Linked DNA regions of Homo sapiens: region 2 is linked to region 1. Evidence: read pairs that join two places in POLR2A ChIA-PET (ENCODE). Cell type or tissue: PC-9. All regions are shown on one strand. Links, peaks and the distances in the headings refer to the core of each region. The heading gives the core; the rest is flanking DNA.

What was found. ChIA-PET counts read pairs that join two places held together with the same protein. Peaks named below come from ENCODE experiments on the same cell type or tissue, not always from the same donor. Only the 100,000 strongest peaks of a DNase experiment are listed, where the experiment ranks them.
Region 2: POLR2A ChIA-PET joins it to region 1 with 5 read pairs; 2 of 35 experiments call an interaction of 5 or more read pairs at or near these places.

The regions. Positions count from the first base shown.
Region 1 is chr5:142,824,492-142,830,431 of GRCh38, reverse strand. All of the region lies in intron 1 of ARHGAP26 (Rho GTPase activating protein 26), which reads right to left. Among named protein-coding and RNA genes, the nearest start is that of ARHGAP26-AS1, 41 kb to the left of the region's middle. In PC-9, for the core only: no CTCF peak of the experiment used is centred there; DNase peaks (open chromatin) are centred at 3,161, 3,511 and 4,911; H3K4me3 peaks cover 1,736 bases; H3K27ac peaks cover 4,212 bases.
Region 2 is chr5:142,893,626-142,899,565 of GRCh38, reverse strand. ARHGAP26 (Rho GTPase activating protein 26) reads right to left here. Exons shown (of 23, transcript NM_001135608.3): 6 at 5,218-5,328. Among named protein-coding and RNA genes, the nearest start is that of ARHGAP26-AS1, 28 kb to the right of the region's middle. RefSeq lists an enhancer at 2,799-3,705. In PC-9, for the core only: no CTCF peak of the experiment used is centred there; DNase peaks (open chromatin) are centred at 3,125 and 3,405; H3K27ac peaks cover 1,079 bases.

The DNA.
Region 1 (5,940 bases), core at 285-5,284:
AAAATCCTTCACTTCCCCTTCCTACCCTCCACCGCAACTTATTATCACCACAAAATAATTTTTAATCATTGCCATAGTCACTCTCAATTGCACTAATTAGAAGATATATAAATCACCTTACTTTTCTCAGCCAGGTATTTAATCCATACTTGATAGTAATGAGCTATTTTATTAGAACTGTTCAAAAACAAATGCTAGCAATCCTGAGCATGCAAGAAACCTGAATAATAGCACTCCATTTGGATTTACAAACCCACAAATCTGTGGATGCTACTTGACATTTATTGAACATGAATAACATCCCCACGTGCTATGTTCCTGAGGCTTGGCCAACATTCTAGGGAAATGACTTAACTCACACCAATAAACTTGAAAAGGTTCACCCTGGGCCAATATTTCCTCACACCAATTGCCCCTTCCTACTATTCTCATCAGGTCGAAAACATCCACCATTTAGCCCTCCCCAAAGTAATAATGGTATAAAGGCCTGAGCTTAAACCTAACCTCTGCCACTTCCTAGCTGTGGGAAGACAGCAGTGGGAACAATGACCATGCTCTGAATCAGCTCATCCCCTGCATGCTGAGAATGACACCATCCTCAGTGTCATGAGTGGAAAACATTAGGCCAATATGGTGGACAGTAAGGGGCAGTGGAGACAGCCAGACACACCTGGGCACACACTCCTTGTTCACCATTACCTGCTTGACCAGGTGACACTGGGTAAGTTCATTTCCTTTAGCTTTTCTACTCTCTCTAATTACACATATAATTTTAGCCAATTAGCCTTGAAATTCTTGGTTTGTTTTAATCCAGTGCGGCAAGCAGGCCACAGAGATAAATACCAATTATATCACACTGCACCTCACCCTCTCCACAATGGTGATGTGAGGTGCCCTCTGCTCTGCAGATCTCTAGCTTTTTGAAGTTATTAATGGTGAGAATTGTAACAACTATTCACAGAACTGTTCTTTCTTGCTAATTTGGGTGGAAAAGAAGGTGATCTCACTCTTATCATGATCTACTAAGGGGGAAAAGGCCACTGGAAAATGAGGTTCATTCCTATTGACAAAAGTTTCAAAGAGACCTGTGTGACACATACATGGGGTGGCCAGATCCAAACAGACGGTTTCGAGAAAGGGGGCACTGTTAATAATCATGCTGAGATAGCAGGTGTGACCTAGGACATTTGGTCAACCTGGTTGGGTCCTGCACAGAGAATATGATGGTATACAGCATTCTCTCTCCCTTTACCAAGTGTCAACCTCAGAAATCTAGAGGACAGAAAGGTTACAGAAATCTCAAAGCCTCCTCTCCTTATCACCACCAGCCTTTCCCTGACTCAACAGAAGCACATGCCTAACCAGCACTTACTAACCTATTTAATCAAGCTGTGCCTTTCTTTTGAACACAGTGGCTAACTTCCAATAACACACCAGTAGTGAAGATCATGAGCACACAGAAACACTTTAACAGGTGAAACAGATACGCAGGCCTTCTAGCTGCTTTGGACTGAGGACAGGGTCAGGCTGCTGGAGGAAGGCGGGGACCTGGTGTGTGTCAGAATCACCTAGCACACCAAACCCGTCTTGCTAGAGGAGGCAAAAACCAGATTTGGGCCACTCTACAGATGGGCCAGGTGGCAACTCTCCCTGAGCATGCGGAGAGAGTTGCCAACCCCTCAAAATATAGAGACAATCCCCTACATGACAAGCCCTTGCCAAACCAGACTACCCCAGTCACAGCAACCGTCCATCACCAGTACCCTGCACATGGTTGATGCCTCATGGGGGCAAAACCTTTCTTCTTAAATTATTCCAAAGACACACAGTATTTTAGTTACAACTAATTGTCAGGAAAATGAAAGCAACCCCATGTGAAGGCAAAAACCTTAGGGGGAAAAGAATAATGTATGCTTGTTAATTTCCTTCTCCATGTTTTTCTTTTAAATTTCATTTTCCCAACCATTTTAGAATTGACCAGGAAAGATCCTAGTTTACCACCTACATGTTGGGCTTAAAAGAAATAAAAAAAACTTAAGTCATAATGACTCATTTTGTGGTGCATATGCTGTAAACCTACCAAGAAAAGAAGGGAAACTGCACGGGTAAAAGTGGAATCGTACAGAGTGCAGGAATAATCTTTCAGCTACAGTGCACTCAAAATCTTTTCCATAAGAAAGGGTGGAGATGTCAAAGAGGACAACACTCGTAATTTTTAACAGATACTTCATCCCCTGAGTATTGTTGTTATTTCATACAATCTGCCAGCGGCTCCCAGGGAGGTCCAGGTTGAGGGCCTGATAAGGAAACAATTCCTACCTGTAGAGGAAACTTGATCCAGGGAAACTCACAAAGCAAAGCATCCATTCCCTCTGAATAGCGTGCGTAACTATTCCCAGAATGAACCATCTACTAGTCCTACTTCAATACTTGGAAGACCAAGAAAAGCCAAGGGAACAAAGACCAGGAAGAAGTGCTGAAAAGGGCTACAGCATAAACAACAGTATTTAAAAAATAAAAGCAGTATCTACACTTCCCGGATGCCAGGAGAATCATTAGCTAGTAACGGCTGACGTTTATTGAGCATTTACATGTGCCAGACACTGTTTGAAACACTAAGGGTATGTGCATTAAGCTAATTCCCCCAACAATCCTGACAGGTAGGTCCTTTTTTCCTCATTTTGGAGATGAGAAACCTAAAGCAGCTTCTAGACTTGGGTCACCAGAGGGTAAGCAGCAGAGCCAGGAACAGACTCCCACATTAACTCAATAGCCCACGCCATTGACCTCTGTAAGTATCCCTTCATTATCTGTCACCTGGCTGGTGAATGAGGCAGTAAGGACTAAACCCCAGGTCATCCTGGCCCTAAAGCCCATGCTCTTAACCTACACTCTACATAGTTACCTAAACACTCACTGGTCATGTTGCCCCAACCTCAACCTCCACCACCAGCACCACAAATTCTACAACCATTAATAATAAAGGGCATCATTTATGCAGGGCTTTCTGTGCCAAGACAAGAAAACTTTAGCTTGGAGGCATTAAGCTGACTCAGCTCCCAAACTAATATGCAGTGGAGCCAGGACCTGAGCCCACGTTCAGGAGACTCCTGCGCCCAAGCTCTCAATCCCTCCTGCAGATGCCACAGTTGTAGTAAGACCATGACCACAGGACACAGGGCCATGCCACAACCAACCATGGAGGCCAGCCAACACCAGAGGTGGCTTTAACAGTCACTGACTCATTCCTCAGGTCTCACCAAGCAACTTCCGGCTTTTCATTAGAAAAAAAATAGGGTAGAAAAAAAATAGGATTTAAAAAAAAAAACAGAAGCTCAGTTTCCCCATTCACAGGAGATGAAAAACAGCCAACCCAAAGGAAATGAGAGGCACTTAGTGACAATCTCAGTGGCCACAGGTGAGGTGACAAGTGACACAAAGAAAGAAAATGAAAACCTGAAAGTACAGACTCAAAATTATATCAATGAAGCACATAATGACAGGTCTGAGTCACCCAGAAAAATGTTGGCTTTTGCTCAAGCTTCCTCTGTTTTTAAAAGCAGGGAAATGCCTAACTTGGAGGCCAGGTTTTTATCAAGTATTTAAAAGTTTTCAAGTCTTGGCATTTGAAATAGTAGCAGGTGGGAGGGCTTGGTGGAGATAGGCACAGAGGACAGCAGACTGACCTGGGCTTTAAGGCTGAAAACTAGATCGCACCTGGTGATGGGGCCAGGGACACAGGGAATCACCCCACCTCATGGGTCTCAAGAAGGCCCTGTACCTCCCACCACTAAAATCCTGTGAGAGAGAACATGGTGTGGCGACAAGTCACCTGCCAGACATCCCTGGGAAGAATCCTAACTCCCCTACGGACAACCCAAGCCTGGTCCACTCACCGTGGTGATAATAATCCTCGTGCTAGCACGTAGTTGAAATTCAATAAATGGCTATCCAATAATTGAATGAACCGGGCAACTTATTTACCCCTCTTTAAACTTATTTACCCCTCTTTAAACTTCAATTTCCTGCTCTGCAAAATGGGTAGTATGACAATTCCTAACATGATGGGATTGTGGTAGGGGTTAAATGAGTTAACTGTGTACAGCGCCTCCTCCACCCCGGATGTGAGTCTTACTCTACCATGACAAGTGTATGGACAATCTCCAGTTATCTGGAAATCTGACCTAGGAAGCAGCCTCCGTTCCCTGATAATAATGGACAGACGAAGCATCAGTTCATTAGTCTGTTAAATATATAAAAGACAATTTGATCACATATCATATCCCCCTCCTTGAAAAATAATTCCCAGATTCAACACTGTCTGACTGGTCATTAACACTCTCGTGAGACAGAAAGATGTTCTAATTCTATCAATGAAGCACAGAGTAATTTTCCCTGGGTTAACCAGCAAATCGATAAGAAAATCTAGGTCTTCTATCTTTGCTTCCTCATCATCTCTCCTCGGCCACCAGAAACTAAATACCCAGATGCATCATGTGCAGAATTCCACAATTCCCAAGCCAGCACACAGCACGGGAAAGGCAACATTGTTACAGGCAGATTCGAGAACTGTGTTCTGAGGGATTCCGCCAAGGACACCTATAAATGATACTTTCTGGCTCAGGAAAAGTTTCCTGCTCTCTGATCTGGAGTCTCTACTGGACAGAAAAGCCTTTTTAGAATACCTTGCTTCGGAATATCGGCTCTTAACTACTTGCCTTTTCCTTGAGTCAGTGTTGCCAATTTAGCTTTCCAAAAAAAGTCCTGCAGGTCCCAGAAGGAATGTATCGTCCCGCTAAGGAATTACAATAGAAAAATAATAACCCTTTGAACTTCAGGTGGCTTGTGGGCAGGAAACAAATTAAATCAAGGAGCCTGTGCTGCTCAGGGTGACGACACTCAGGCAGTCCCCAAGGAGAGGCTGCTGACATAGGTCCCCTGCTGGGCTGGACAACGGGAAGGAGACCAGCCTTCAGGCTCCTCCTTCTCATCTCCATAACCTCAGCCCCATGTGCACCTCGAGCAGGAAGGGCACCAAGAACTCCAGCCCCTCCAACAGTGGATGGAAGGGGGCCTCTGTCCCTCATGGCCACCTCCTGAGTGGGCTCCCAACTACCCTCTTCCTCCACAAGGACCCCTGCTTACTCAATAAGGATGGCAGTAGTAGCAATAACAAGTTACTGTTACTAACATAGAGCATGTACTGTGTGCTAGGTACTGTTGTAAGCACTTTCAATACATAACCTGGTTTAAATCCTTACAACTATCCTGTAAAGGAGGCACTGTTATTATGCCCAAGATCGCACAGCAAGAGAACAGTATGCTCCACAGCTGCCTCTACTACTTATCCCAGCCCACTTTCCAAGCTTGAAGGAGAGGGGAGGGGTCCTCTTGTTCTTACATATAGGAGACACTGAATAATTATAATGAATGAAAAGAGTTGCTGATCCATTTTCATTGGTTGCCCCAATAAGAGTTAAGAGCCCATTTTCTCCCTTCTCTGCCTGTAGTAGCAGAGGACAGATGATCCTCAATATATATTTAACATTTGCCAGATTCTCCCCCACTCCTGAAACATAGTTCCTGCACATTTTGCTGAAAGCCTAGCCCCTTCCGTGGCACTCTTGGTGCCCTGCCCATTAATAAGGCTTCCTAGGAAATCCTATCATTGTCAATGCATTGTGTTTGGATCTCTCATTCCCTATATGTTCTTAAGTCCCACAGAGACACAGCTGCAGGGACCATTTTCTGTGGGTGTCTCAAGAGTTAAGCACAGTAGCAGCTGGCAGTCTCACCTCCTACCTTTGCTGGCTGTGTAATCAACCTCCTTTTAATCCTGCCGAGCTCCATGCTGCCTGGCACCAGGGGCAAGAAGCTACACACAGGTAATAATTTAACAAATCACCTGTCTGGCTCTCTTGCCGGGACACCCACTCTGGA
Region 2 (5,940 bases), core at 282-5,281, 69 kb before region 1:
CTGCAGTCCCACCTGGTTATCAAATAAGAGGGGTCAGCTGTCCACGGGGCAACCACAACATCACAGCCTGACATAGGAAAGATCTTTCCCGCCTCCCTGTGCCTCCTTCTCTATCCTTGTTATCCTAAAAGAATAACCATAAGCAAAACCTATTCCTACTTCCTAGCTGACAACATAATTTATTTTTTTCATTTTAAAAAGCAAAAATCTAATTGCCCAAGTTAATGCTGGCTGCATCACTCTGGATTGTCACCATTCATAGAACAGACCTACTTTACTGGGTTAAATTGTGTCCCCCAAAAAAAGATATGTTGAAGTCCTAATACCTCTGAAGGTGATTTCACTTGGAAATAGGGTCTTTACATGGGTAATCAAGTTAAATGAGGACATTAGGGTGGGCCCTAGTACTTTTACAAAGATGCCATAGCTGGTGTCCTTAGAAAGGTGAAAATGTGGACACACAGACAAGCATGGCCATGTGAGGATGAAGGACTGGAGGGAGGCATCTATAAGCCAAGAAATGCCAAACATGATCACAAGCCACGGGAAGCTAGGAGGAAAGGAAGTCACCTTTCACTGCAGGTTTCAGAGGGATCTTGGTGCCAAAACCTTGACTTCAGACTTCTAGGCTTTAGAACTGTGAGACAACAGATTTCTGTTGTTCTAAGACACCCAATTTGTGGTACTTTGTTACAGCAGCCCTAGCAAACTAATACAGCTACCAAGAATCATCCGCACAGGCAACAAAGAGAAGGGCAGCTAGTAGAGTGATGAAAAGCTGAGGGGGCTAAGCCACATAACTCCCTTTAACTCATCTTTGACAAGAGGATAACAGTGGTTTTTACTATTGCACAGAGTTGCAGTGAAGATTAATTCAGATCATCCATGTAATGGGCTTAGCACAGGAGTGCTGTCAGGAGCTTCTTGGCAAAAGAGAGAGAGAGAGAATCAGACTGACGTGTTAGAAGGTGCATTCTGGTCCAGGCCAGACTGGAGAACGGGGAGGCCCAAGGCAGAATGCAAAGTCCAGAGAAAAGAATGAAGGCCTGCAATGGGACAGAAGCAGAGGGAAAGGAGAGGAAGAGACACTGCACCAAGAAATATTCAGGATGGAAAACTCGGAGGATGCAGGCCTAATGAACATGGAGAATGAGTTCTCTGGGGCACTAGCCAACCTTCAATTACGAAAACTCAGGCAACAGAGGGAATGTGGCTTCACCTTCATGGAGTCAATATGTCATTATCTGCAATCCAAATCTCAAGAACATTTAGTACTGTGACAAGAAAATTAAAGCTTCCAGTGCAAATATATACATACATATACATATATATATGCACATACGTATATATGTATATGTATGTGTGTGTATATATGTGTGTGTGTGTGTGTATGTGTGTGTGTATATATATATACACACATATATATCCCAAAAGATCTGATTTAGATCCCAGAAGTCTGATTTTTCTTCCTTGGGAATACTACAACTGTTTCTTTTTCTGAAGGTCAATAATATCCTGGTACTTGAAGTTACTTTCAAGAAACAAATGAACACGGTCGATTTGCATAGAGGTCCCTTACATGACTGGAAGATTCCCTTGACTGTAACCAACTCAAATATGAATACCCACTCCAGCAATTTAGTTCAATAGACTTCTTGCTGGTTTCTTTCCCACCTGTAAGCAATCAAATGCTATTTCATGGAGATGAAAAGTCAGACCCTTCCAGCTCTGCTATTTACTAGATATGATGTTGGACAGGTAAAGAAACTTATTTGTTTCAATTTCTTCATCTGAAAATTGGGATAAAAACAGTACTTACCCTCAGAGATGTTATAAGGTTTGACTGACATACTGTAGGTAAAGCGCTTAGCACGGTACACGACAGTTTCAGATAATATCATCAATTGTTATTTCATGTTCTTCCTTTGTATAATCTAGGCCAGTGGCTCAAACTGAAATGTGCAGCTGAATCACGGGGAAGGTTTACTAAACTACAGGCTACTGGGCCCCTCCCTTAAATTTCAGGTCTGGAGTGAAGCCTGAGAATGTGCATGTCTAACACTGAGAATCACTGATCTCATCAGTAGCTTTTTCACTGTATGAATACCTTCTCCCCATCCCCAGCTCCTGAAGCCACTGACCTGCCTAGAAGCTGATGTGCAGAGACAATAACTTCTGTAGAAAAGCAAAGGCCAAACATCTGAATCCTATATCCAGCCTCTCAGCATTTAGTTTAACTTTGGGCAAATCCCTATTACTATCTTTGTCCTAACATGAGACTGAAAATTTCTTTTCATTAGCTCTCCAGGTTTCTCACTGTATGAACTGAAAAACATCTGCACACTACGATGGTTATACTTTTAAATCCCTCTGGCACATCTATAGCATCCATCCTGTCCAAGCTGTCACTGAACTGCTTGCTATCTTGACTAGCTCTCTACTACACACATCTTGCTTACCCCAGTGAGGCTGTGAATGCCTCAGCCACAGCACCTGGGTTTTCAGCATTTTCTACGGTATTCAATAAATACATACTTTTAAAGCTACCAAAACTGTTTATATTAAAACAGGTAGGCCCTGTTAATATTGGTACTTCACTCGTTTGCTCATAAATAAAAAATAATAATTGCTAAGTTTTTATTTGGTTCTAATCAGGTTCTGTTCTAAGCACCTCACATGGATAAACACTCAGTCAATCCTCATACAACTTTATAAAGTAGGTGATATTACTATCCCCATTCTGCAGATGGGGAAAGTAAGGCTCAGAGAAATAACTTGCCCAAGAACACACAGCTAGTAAATGGCTAGGCTGGGATTTAAATTCAGGGAGTCTAGCTCTAGAATCCTTAACCATGATGCTACTGCTTCTTAAAGTGAAAACTCCCTAAGACATGGACACACTACAACAGGATGCCAGGAAATGGAATGGTAAATCTTTAGAGATTTCTTTTCTCAAGAAAGAAGGAAGGAAGAGGGGGAGGAGAGACAAAAGAAGGAGAAGAAGGAGGAGGAAAACCCATTTAGATCAGCAAAGCTATCCAGCTGAGCCAAGCCTAAGCTGGCTGAACCTCACAGATGTGTGAGAAGTAAACATCTATTGTTGTATGAGGTTTTGTGGATACCATTCAGCAAAAGCCAACAGATAAAATACCTGACTCACTAGGTACGCCTACTGAGAGATCAAAGTGGATAACAAAACACTCACCTCAAAAAAGTTGGATGGGCCAATTACAAAAAAAACTCATCAAAAGCAAGCAAATTTGGAATAATATTAATCGAAGTATATATAAAGATTATTAGAAATGCACTGTTCTTTTTCTCTAGAAAGTCTGGCAAAAGCAAATAAAAATAATGCTAAAGGCAAATTCTATGTGACAGCATTTGCATTCCTGCCCTGACCACAGGAAGCAAGTCTTCAGTAAACCTTTGCTTGAAAGGCCAGTTTGTGCTTTAAGCAGGAAAATCAATAAGGCTGCTTTATCTGACAGATAGCTGCTCACACCTAACAGACCCTGTGGAAAGATGGGGATTTTTGACTTGGGACCTTGACTGAAACCACACTGCTGGAAGTTAGGTCTAAGGTTTTAATATTCATATATGGAGACTGAAGTAATTGACGACTTTAAGGAATCTGCCAAATGAGGTAGCTGGGAGTGGTATCCAGAAATTATAGTTCTAGCATAGTAAAAGATGTAGACATAAGGTTCCAAAGCCGATTGTAATCTTTTTTTGTTTTTAAGAGATGGAGTCTCACTATGTTGCCCAGTTGCCCAGGCTGATCTCAAACTCTTGGTCTCAAGTGATCTTCCTGCCTCAGCCTCTCAAAGTGCTAGGATTACAGGCATGAGCCACTGTGCCTGGCCACCAATTGGAGTCTTGATGAAACTACCAGCAAGTCTACATGCCTAAAAAAATCCACCCCAAAAGTTTATAAATTAGACATGGGGTACACAATGCTCTTTACTAGAAAGAGTGGCCACTCCTTTCAGTTTCTTACAGTTTTATTCTTATTTGCTTAAGAAAAGTCTCCTTTCTTGGTCGGGCGTGCTGGCTCATGCCTGTAATCCCAGCACTTTGGGAGGCCGAGGCGGGCGGATCACGGGGTCAGGAGATCGAGACCATCCTGGCCAACATGGTGAAACCCCGTCTCTACTAAAAAATACAAAAATTAGCCAGGCGTGGTGGCGTGCACCTGTAGTCCCAGCTACTGAGGAGGCTGAGGCAGGAGAATCGCTTGAACCCAGAAGGCAGAGGCTGCAGTGAGCTGAGATTGCACCATTGCACTCCAGCCTGGGTGACAGAGCGAGAAGCTGTCTCAAAGAAAAAAAAAAGAAAAAAGAAAATTATCCTTTCTTAAATCTAGGTAGAGAATCTTATTTGTACAGAGATGCCATGCTTGAGTCTAAATCAGAGGCTGCATTTTGGCTGGAAAATCCATGGTCTGCGAGAGTTTTAAATTGAGGTCCATATACTATTTTGGTGTTTCCATGAAGTCTTCCTGCTGTGGATTCTCCACACCAGTGCCACACCCAGCAAAGTGGAGTGGCACCATGTCCAAATGAAACCACAACCATGCTGGTGTGGCCTAAACTAAAGTCAGGCTTTTTCCCACAATGCAATCTTCATGTTCACTGGGACAGTGTCCAAGTCCAAATTCCATCATGGTCCACTCAGCAGAGTCTCTATGCTGTTCTGTTTATAACAAATCCATGTGGGAAATCCATGTGAGAAACTTTATATAGCATCTTTTAATACCTGAATGGGGTGAGAAGGGGCTTTGAACCACAGGGTAAAAAGAGAAATGTACTATGTCTTTGGGTGACTACTACATCTGAATTATTTGAGGAAGAGAAGAAGGGTAGGAGAGAGGAGGGAAGTTAAGGTATAATCACTATTTCATGGCAAGATAGAGAACCCCTCCCCTCTGGACTCCCATTTCCACTCTGTCCACCTGAAAATCATATGGCACATCATTGGGTAGCCAGAGGAAGGAATGACTGCTGGACGCTCTATCTCCATTGCTATGTGTTGTACAGGAATGGCTGCTGGGAAGAATCCAAGGCAGCCAGGCTCGCAAAGCACTGATACTTACAGAAGGGACAGTGTCAGGGCTGCTCAACCTCTTCATCAACAACTTAGAGCATTTTGTAATCTACTACTAGTTAGAATGAGGGATGAATATATGGGTACATCATTAAACCCTGAATATCTACTTACAGGCTCCACAAACTCAAACATCTTTCTCTCTTGGACTTCCTGCACCTTGAAGACATATTCCAGGGATACTTCATAGAAATGCTGCCGGACCAGGTCCACTTGGCTGTCTGCCTACAAACAAGATGGAATTTAAGAGAAAAATCAAGTCACTACCCAAGGATAGCATTCCGAAAGCAGGTCAGAAAAAAAAAATCTCGGGAGATAATTTTCAAAAACAAATCAAATAGCATTACACAGAAGAAGAATAACTATAGTAACTATTTCACTATGCAAAAATATACTGAAACATCATATTATACAACTTAAATACATATTTTTTTAAAACAAAAAAAAAGCTTTCTAATGAGATTATTGGTTTAAAAAGGTAAATGTATACAAGGAACTCAACTCAACAGAAAAAAAAAAAACCCACAAATAATACCATTAAAAAGTGGGCAGGAGATCTGAATAGACATTTCTCAAAAGAAGACACACAAATAGCCAAAGGGTATATTAAAAAACGTTCAACATCACTAATTATCAGGGAAATGAAAGTCAAAATCAAAATGAGATATCATCTCAAGCCAGTTACAATGGCTATGATCAAGATTAAAAATAGCAAATGCTGGTAAGGATGGGGAGAAAAGGGAACTGATGGTGGGAATGTAAATTAGTACAACTATTATGGAGAACAGTATGGAGATTTCTCAAAAAGCTAAAAATAGTACTACCATATAATCCAGC